2 separate regions of the Homo sapiens genome follow, and region 1 is linked to region 2. The links are chromatin contacts, found by Hi-C or POLR2A ChIA-PET in ENCODE. All regions are on one chromosome and are shown on one strand. The core of a region is the stretch at or near the end of the contact, and the rest is flanking DNA. Distances in the headings are between cores, read along the strand shown.

Evidence for each region. A loop is a pair of places that touch in the nucleus more often than their neighbours do. ChIA-PET counts read pairs that join two places held with the same protein, here RNA polymerase II (POLR2A). Pooled maps may share reads with other maps.
Region 1: a map of Calu3 shows a loop between it and region 2 (5-fold over the local background). The contact joins two enhancer-like sites. A Hi-C loop is called at or near these places in 6 of 168 maps with a recorded cell type or tissue (Caco-2, Calu3, gastrocnemius medialis and 3 more), 2 of 37 single-sample maps with no recorded cell type and 4 of 50 pooled maps. POLR2A ChIA-PET finds 5 or more read pairs at or near these places in 1 of 52 experiments (T-cell).

Annotation. Positions count from the first base shown.
Region 1 is chr5:56,849,385-56,854,242 of GRCh38, forward strand. The region is part of intron 1 of MAP3K1 (mitogen-activated protein kinase kinase kinase 1); the gene reads left to right. Among named protein-coding and RNA genes, the nearest start is that of MAP3K1, 36 kb to the left of the region's middle. RefSeq lists a silencer at 1,657-1,836. Within about 2 kb of position 2,996, at least 4 of the 41 ENCODE cell types and tissues checked have a DNase peak (open chromatin) inside an H3K27ac peak, as active enhancers do.
Region 2 is chr5:55,931,890-55,936,489 of GRCh38, forward strand. IL6ST (interleukin 6 cytokine family signal transducer) reads right to left here. Exons shown (of 17, transcript NM_002184.4): 17 at 3,206-4,600. Among named protein-coding and RNA genes, the nearest start is that of IL6ST, 61 kb to the right of the region's middle. Within about 2 kb of position 1,700, at least 4 of the 41 ENCODE cell types and tissues checked have a DNase peak (open chromatin) inside an H3K27ac peak, as active enhancers do.

The DNA.
Region 1 (4,858 bases), core at 1,746-4,245, 920 kb after region 2:
TTGTGCTAAAGAGAGGATATTTACCCTATGGGGGGATAAAAGTAGTAGTGCCTGTTTCTTGTTATAAATAAATAGCAGTTGTGCCGTCTTTAGTCCTCAGGGTCAAACTTTACTGAATAAAATCTGGAATAAAATCTTGTGGGAACTAATTTTCAGAATGTGAGCCATTTTTATACATTGTTACTTCTTATGTAAACCTACCTATGTTATAAATGTTGTATCATATAAAGATGGAAGATTCGCCCTTCCAATGGTTTATTTAATCTTCCTTGCTTAGAAGGAATAGGCCAACAGTTGGCAAAGACAGTATGTCTCTGGAGAAACTATCTTACTGGAAAATAGAATTGTCCTAGTATTGAGATAAAGATGGTTTGGTTTTGGTTTTGGTTTTGTTTGCAGATGCCTCAGATCTAGGTCAACAGATTAAAAGTACTTGTAAATATTCATTTTCCTTTTGTTCTTGGAAGACACAGACTGTGAAATCACTCTCATCTGAGTGTAAGTCATAGTGTTTTTTACATATAGACTTTATCACCTTGAACATGTAACTGAACCTCCCATATCCTTTGTCTCATCTGTAAAATGGAGTAGTAAGAGCCGCGTCTCAAGAGAATTGACTGAGTAACCCATGTGACTGTTAGCCCTATCCTTGGGAAGGAATTGTCAGCCTTTCTGTTTCATTATGCTCTCCCTATCCTCAGTTTAAGTCATTCCTGCTCTTGTCCTTTACCTGGAACCTTACACTTTAAGTGTCCCACAATGGACTAGGATTGTTTTGGAAGGTCGTTCCTCCCTTGCTGTCCTCTTCCTCAGTAATATGGCTTATGAGTTTGGTAGTGTGTGAATTTCTTCTGCTAGGAAGGCTTCACAGGTGGACCTTAATTAGTTAGCTCTGAATTGTGCCTATCCCAAATAATGTATTTTCTAGGGTTCCTTGAAGTTCCTTGGACACCAAGAGAATCAAGATACGGAAATCTTAATTTATACCTAAGGTTAAATCTCATTAATTTCCAGAAAGGTTTTCTACGATCGTTATAGTCTTAGTTGCCTCTATTGCAGTGAAATGCTCTAATAATGAAGAGAATTAATATGCTTCTTTAATTATTATAATTAATCAAATCGTCACTGTTGTAAAAACTTACAAAACTTGTTTGGATTATTATCAAATAGGTATCAGCACAGGTGCTGACTTCTTGTAAAAACAAACTTAGACTGGGCAGTGAACACTCATAGCAGCAGAGAGTACAGCTCTTGAATCAAACCTGTGGGGGTTTGAATCTGGCCCTGCCACTCACTTACAAACTGTGTTACCCTGGGCATAACCCAGCCTCCCCAAGCCTCCGATGGAAAAGACCTCACAGGGTTGCTGGAAGGGTGCAGTAAATTCATACATGTAAAGCACCTAATCCATTGTCTGGCATGTAATATAATTTTTCTGTGATGACACTCTGGCAGTTATTTCTCCATATCGCTGGTTGTTGACAAACATAATATTTCCTTCCTAAGGATGAGCCATTTAATAAATAACTTAAAAATTACAGTAGACTGGTAGGATTCTTTTTGTTTGTTTATTTTTTTGGACATGGAGTTTTGCTCTTGTTGCCCAGGCTGGAGTGCAATGGCGCAATCTCAGCTCACCGCAACCTCAGCCTCCTGGGTTCAAGTGATTCTCCTGCCTCAACTTCCCTACTAGCTGGGATTACAGGCATGCGCCACTATGCCCGGCTAATTTTGTATTTTTAGTAGAGATGGGGTTTCTCCATGTTGGTCAGGCTGGTCTCGAACTCCCAACCTCAGTTGATCTGCCTGCCTCGGCCTCTCAAAGTGCTGGGATTACAGGCATGAGCCACCGTGCCCGGCCAGGATTCTATTTTTGAGTGTTTATGAAATGTCCCCTGTGTGCCAGGCATTGTGCAGAACTAGTGTTTTAGTCAGACTATTTGAGGTTGCAGGGAACAGAGATGGGTTAAAATTTATTTCATTCCAAATTAAAGAATCCACCAAGAAGTTTCCTCCATTGCAGCATGTACACTTGGCCCGTGGAGAACTAGTCATTCATTATCCAGGGGTGGTATAAAAGTGGCTGTCATCATCTAACAGCTTATCAGGGGACCCGTGTACAACTTGTTAGGTTGACTTTTGTTGCTTCTGCATCCCTGTCTTTCTTCTAATTTCTCTCTCTTCTCCCTTATTTCTGTCTCAGTGTTTCTACTTATTACCTTGCTCTGTTTCCGTGTTAAGTGCCACTCTTCCTGCAGTAACACTATTTGTGTGTTTTACTTTCAAACTCTCAGGGAGAGAGCTGACTCAGGCGTACAATACCGTTCAGTACAGAAGGTCATTGGACCAAGGAACATTCCTGGACCAGGCAGCTGTGGAAGCTGGGATGGATTCAGATGTATAAAGCACCTTAAGCATTAGCCACCACCCTTAGGACTGGGCAGACCCTTCGCTTCCCAGAAAGGGGCAGTATGTCAGGTCACTGGGCAGTGTGATAGAACAATGAATAAGAGGGAACTTGTCCTGGAAGAGCTCACAATGTGGAGAGGGAAGCAGATACTTAAACATATACTTAATTTTATGATATATTGTAGTTAATATTTACCATGCAGCGGGAGAGCAGCTAACTGCCGTAGAATGGTGGTAGGAAATTCTTCATTGAAGCCATATTGAGATGGCAAAGGGTATTCCTGGCAGGGAAAAAAAAAAAAAAGTCATCTGCAGAGACGGGAGTAAAATATCATGGTATATTTATGAAGTTTTTTTGTGCTATGAGAAGAGGGCCATAGTTGGTATTTAAGGGGCTCCAGGAAGAAGGTCTAATTTATGGTACTGATGAAGATGATTAGACATAGAACCAGGAGAAAAAGACCTCATAGAAGAGTAGAGGAGAGACCTACAAGAGAGTTAGCACAATCAACAGTGGCTGACACCACATTATAAGGGGAGGACTGACTACAGTTTCCCTGAGAAGGGACCCTTGAAGCATCTTGGTTTTTAACAGGTGAGTTTTGTAGGTCTAGGAAGAGTCTAGCACTAGAAACCTAACCTCAGGGAGTAAGCGTTCTTGAAGTTCTGTGTCAGGTCACAAATTCATTCTTAGGAATGTCTAGAAACCAAAACCAAGAAACCTCATGTTTCCTAAATAAACAGGAAATGAAGATAAAGCTTGATCTGTAATAGTGCTTAAGTTTCTCTTATTTTTCTGACCACAATTTTATTTATTTTTAAGTCTTCAAGGTAGTTTCTCAAAACACATTGTTTAGCTGAAATCTGTTATTTTTTTAAGGTCAAAAGTGTATACACTATTATTTAAAATAGGTATGTTTCTGGGTAATGTTTGGCAAAAATAACTCCCCGAAACATTCACGTTTAACCAACATGAGTTGGAGATGGCTCTCATCTCCCAGTGACTTCACAGCTATCTGTTTAGATTAGCTTTGGTTAAAAAAAGATTTTTTTCCTGCTATGGCTGTGATATCTTAATTGGATGATAAATCACTGCTATATACATACATACATACACACACACACTCATCTAGTAAAAATGAAAACCCTATATATGCCTGGCTTATGGAAGATTATATGTTAGGATTATAACAAAAACAATACAAGTATGTAAAAAAATTTTTCACAGTTTGGTTCTGTTTCAGAGAGAAATTAAACAGAGTAGATGTGATTTATTCGTGGCAAATACAATAGGATTTACTATATATTTCATTGATTCAAAGATCCCAGTGGTTGTAAGTTGTACCATTATTTTATATACTATGAAGGAAATAACACCTGCCAGTTAAATTATAATAACTTTTGATTGCAAGAGGCATTCATATTTCAGATATTAAAATGTGAAAAAATACACATTTTAAAATTAATGACATGTAATTATTACAAAGAGACTAGGAAAAACACTTTGGTTTATATTTGCAGATTAATTTAGGAACAGTGAAAATTGTTCTGAACAACATCTAAATTGCAAATTTAGTCTTAATTAAATACAGAATTATAAAAAAAGTTAATAAGAATAGTCATTAAAATTTAAAACTGGGAAGGCTGTAGGACTGCCAGAGTTAATAAGTGATCATTCACTTAATATATGTTCATACTTATTATGAGCCAGACATGCTTAGATGTTAGGTGTATAGATGGCGATAACACGTGGTCCCCTCACTCATGGAGCTTACAGTTCATAAGAGAGGAACAGTTTGCAAACTGCATTAACCATGTTAAAGGAAAAATACAAGTGCTGTGAAAGAATGGAACTGGGAGTTCTTAATTGAAATTGGGAAAGTCTCTGAGGAGTTGAGGAAAATCTAGAGAGTGGGTAGAAATTAGGTAAAAAGTAGACAGAGAAGGAAGCAGCCTGTCCAGAAGCCCTGAGTAGGAAAGATCTTGGGGTTATTGAGGCAGTGAAGAAGGGGGGTTGCAGGTCTGATGACAGGAATTGAGGTGAGACCACGAGGTGCAGGGCCACTTAGGTTGGGCTAAACATTTTGGATTTTAGTCTAAGCCCGGGGGGAACCACTAGAGCATTTTAATGGAGGAAGTAACCCTGGCTGCACTGTGAAATCTGGGTAAGATTCAAAGTTAAAGAAGCCTCGTTAGGAGCCTGTTGCTAGTTCAGAGCAGGTTTAAGAGCAGCTTGACCTGGATGGGCGTGTGAATGGAAGACATATTTTTTAGAAGATTATTTGACAATATTATCAAAAGTCTTCATTTGTGTACATTTTTAACCCAGCATTTCCATTTCTAGGTGTTTATTCTAAAGAAATAATTTAGGCCAAATGTGGTGTAATCCCAGCACTTTGGGAGGCCGAGGTGGGTGGATCACCTGAGGTCAGGAGTTCGAGACCAGCCT
Region 2 (4,600 bases), core at 450-2,949:
AACTAGGTTAGATTTCAGTGTAAAGTTTTTTAAAGACCATTTTAAAAAGCAAAATGGTAACAGGTTACATTACTGGGATGGGGGGAAAGTCTCTTAAGATAAAAGTGGATACTTAAGGCTTGAATACTGTTTTCCACGACAGCATTGTCTGCTGTCTCTCACACAACTAGATGGAAATGTTAGGAACGAGCTCCCAAAACCTGTGCCTATGATTCACAAAGGGGATCTGGTAATGACGAGGAAGGACCTCAGTGTCCAATTGCAAGTGAAGAGTTGCATGGAACTATCTTCATAAAGTACGAGTGAACAAAATCAATTCTATATTTCTGCATTGTTCCACATCATCTTATTTAAAATATGGATCATAGGCAGACATCTGACTATTTAATCAACATCTGTAAAGCTCACACAGTTAAGCTGTCCAAAAACTTTTCTTGGGATCTTCTCGTTGAGGAATTGGGGGATTGTTTTATACTGGGAGCTGCCTGGTGTTTGGCCAGGGGTTGGTCGTAGCCTGGTTTGTAGGGCCTGAGCCTACTTGCACTTTCTGATGTGTTCTTAAGGCGGAGCCTGATCCTGGTTCACTCCGTCTTCCTCACTAGACAGTAACTTCCCAAAGGGCAGGGCCGTCCTTTTATAACCCACAAACCCAGCGTTTTCTCCTGTGCTGTTGGAAAGTTTGCTGGCCCCTCTTCTCTGGACCTCATTTTCCTCGTCCAGGATGAGGAGTTTGGATAAAATGATTTAATAAGGATCCATCTGACTTTAATTTTCTCTAAATTTTTGCTTTTGGATTGAGTATATATTTTGCTTCAAATGAAAGCTCTTGCCAAGGCACGGTGGTTCAGAGATGTAATCACAGCACTTTGGAAGGCCAAGGATGGAAGATAGCTTGAAGCCAGGCATTTGAGACCAGCCTGGCCAACAAAGTGAGCCCGTGTCTACAAAAAAGAAAAAAGAAAAATTAGCCGGGCATGGCAGTGCTGCCTGTAGTCTGAGCTACTTGAGAGGCTGAGGTGGGAGGATTGCTTGAGCCTGGGCAACAGAGCAAGACTCTCTCTCTCTTGGTTGGGGGAAGCTCTTGCCTGTAGCCAGGGTGGGATGGGAATCAGGAAATGATCCCAGGTTTGAGATGCGAAGGAGGCAGATTCCTGACTGCCTATGGCACTGTGCAACTCTGGATTAGAAGAAACCTGAGACACATTTTAAACATTTTTTAAAATTAAAAATAACTTGTTTATTCACCCACTTACCTGTTCATATAAGCAAGCTCTGCCAAACACCGAGCACTATGCTGGGCCAGGAGAGGACTGAGCTGGGGCCCTCTCTCCAGAGGCCCAGCAGTAGGTGCCAGGATATAGAAGGCCCTTAACTCAGGGGGAAGGAGAGAGAAGAATGGAAGATTTCCCTCAAGAGGGTATCTATTTGAGTTGATTTTTGGTGAACCAGTAAGAATTTCCCAGCTTAACAGGGACTGGGGACTGGAGAACATTCTAGGGGAGGAAATCATGTGCATGGGCTAGGTTAGAAGAAACTCAGTATGTTCTGGAAACTATAAAGTGTGCAGCTGGGGGGTTGGAAAGGTCCAGCGAGGCCCCAAAAGGACAGAAAGCAAATGTGGGGAATGAGGTCAGCACAGCGGGGCAGCAGCAGGCAGCCCCTCTGGGAGTGGCAGGAGATGGAGAGGAGTGGCTGGCGGCACCGTGAAGGTGAGGCAGGCTGGAACGGGTGCTCGCGCTAGGCAGCGGGCCCGGGGAAGTCTGTGGACAGAACCACCTGGGGTAGGACCGTGGTCTGAGCACCCAGGAAAAGCCCCTGCCGGAGATCCTCCTGTCACTAGTTGCCATGGGCTAGATTCCACCATTAGAGGAGTCTTTCTTTGGCCAAAAGAATGAGACTCCAGGGGTCGTGTGAGGGTGCATTCTCAGGAAAGTGGGACACATTGACCTCTTTTGCAGGGGTTGCTCTATAGGGTCAGAGCAAATGTATGTGCTAGTAGGGGTGGGGAGCCAGCCTCGGAGTAAACCTTGAGGGCATAAGGAGAAGTACTGCTCTGGGCTCGAGGCTCAGTTAGGACACTTCAAGGTAGGCAATTGCAGGGGGCTGCTTGAGGGCACAAGGTGCCCCATATTCACAAATAAGGGTGGTGGGGAGGGAGATGAGGGGAAGAGAAACTCAGAAGAGTTTGAAGGGCCTGGGAAGCAGGTGTGCATTCTCCTTAAGCTAGCCTGGGCATGACGTCATCAAGAATTTTGCTTAAGTGGTTGGGTACAATTGGTGTACACATCAAAGAATGCGGACTTTGGATCAGGTTGGAGTTGGAACTCCACTGTTTGTCAACCACATGACCCCGGGCAAGTTATTCAACCTCTTGGAGGCTGCATTTGTAAATGGTGCTGGTATTTACCTCATAAGTTTCTAGGATTTCATAACCCACAGTAAACACTTCATAGATGGCATATATTTGCTCACCTTTGGACACCCTGCTCCGGCATGTGGCCCCCAGCAGGTGATCAGAAAGGTCTGCCGGTTCATTTGAAGAGGAGCGGCCCCTCACCCCCAGCAGCAATGTCTAGTCTCGATTCTGACCGTGGCAGTTAAAAGTTTCTTGGAGGTCCTTTCCTAGGCACTGATGCTGGCTGGGTAGCCCTGGTGTTCGTATGTCTAGATTGAACAACTGGCAAAATCCACACTGACTTTGACCTGAAGAGTGGCTGACTTTTCATTCTCAGAACGCTTATGCAGAATTATGGTTTCTATTGTCAGAATCTCAGTGCCTTTTTATTTAAATATTCCCCTTCATGCCATTCCTTTAAAAGCATTATCCCTCTCATAAAGCTTATAGAGCCTATTTCCAAGAATTTTCTATAAATTCATTTAAAAGCTATCATTAGTCAACAGGCTGCTTCTGACTACAGGCAAGACTGCAGGGAAAACCTTTTCCTACGGGGAAGGGACCCAGATGTATACTTAATAGTTGTGTCTTGGACCTGTTACTAAGTGAAGATTGTTCTAGGAAAGTAGGCCTGGACTGAGGTATTAGATTTCTAATCAACAGGCTGGTCTCATTCAGAGTTTGAACCAGCACTCTGGGGGAGAAACCACTTGTGGCCGTTGAATTACTCTGGCTAGCCTGTCTCAGAAAGACCATCCACAGCCAGGGCTAATGAGACAGTTGAAGAAAGAGAAATACTTTACCTGAGGGTTTTGGTTTTTTTTTGGCTTTTATTTTTGTGTGTGTGGATTACCACCATATAGCTCACCATGTTATCCCAGAAAGACTACAATTTCATACAGAATGCACAGATGTTTAAATAAAAAGCCATTTAAGTGAGGGGATAATTCTCACTAAAAAAAGCTCAAAAATAAGAAATGACAATTCTAGATACACTTTTTTGACATGTAAAATGACATAACCATAGTCACAGGGAATAAAGAATCAGGTTTGAATGTCCACAGGTTTCTAAAACTAAGCTCTGGCTTCGTATCTGTTGAAAATCTTTAGCGGTTGGGGAAAATAGCTATATTTAAAAACAAATATTGAATTTTGAGTTGAAAGGTACATTTTCCTCCCTTGATGGAGACAGAACTTTTCTATGGAGAACCCAAGCAGCCTTTCCATGATCTTACTAAGTTGTCCAAGAGCCAACCCCGATCAGCAGCAACAGGACTCAAGCTGTTCACCCTGCTTTCGAGTTGGCTGAGCTTCCTGCTGCTTTCACACATTCTTCTTTTTCTACCTCAGTTCCTCTTTGCTTGTAGTCTTTCACTCCATTAACTTGCCCAAGCACTGGACTTAAGTATGGAAGAGCCTATACGCAGTTGTAATATATTTCGTATTTTGAAAGTGTAGAAGTTTGTATTAATTTAAAAAGAAAAAGCTTAAATGGAAAGTTAAGCAATCCTGAACAAGAAAACTCTCTCACTGCCTTTGGGCTAGAGAAAGAGTATGCTCTCAAGGAGTTACATAATCTTTTCCAAAGCAGGATGGACTGTATCTATCATACACATTAGGATAAGATGAGCCACCACACCTTAAAGAAATCAGGCTTGAGCCTATACAAGCCATAACCAAATAGAAGATTTTAAACAAAGGAGCACATAGCCCAAAGCTGACATGTTATTTCTATAAACTCTGGTATATATGTGAAGGAGTTACTGTTGGCTGGCTTGTGGGTTTTTTGACTCACTACATTTTTTTAGACAAAATCACAATGTGAAGGCACATTAATAGTTGAGATTTTCTTTTCCTTCCAGGTGGACTTGCTGACTGATTAGTTTCATATACTACTTAGTAACCTCAAGAAGTAGCAGGAGGATGCCATGTATCAATCTTGAACTTCAAGTCTCACTGCAACAAGGATGGAGACTCCAGCAGAGTGCAGGGTGGGCACAGACAGGCCACAAGATGGCGCAGCACCTCCATACTTGGGCTCTTGACAACCAAGTAGGTTTTTTTTTTTTTTTTTTTTTTTAATGTCCACTAGGAGGGAGGATGCTACGATTTCAGACCTCAGCTATTAAATAGTAAATCTGGAAAACTAGTGGATAAATTTGCCATCTCCATTCTATGTTATTAAGACCAAGATAGTGTACTGGT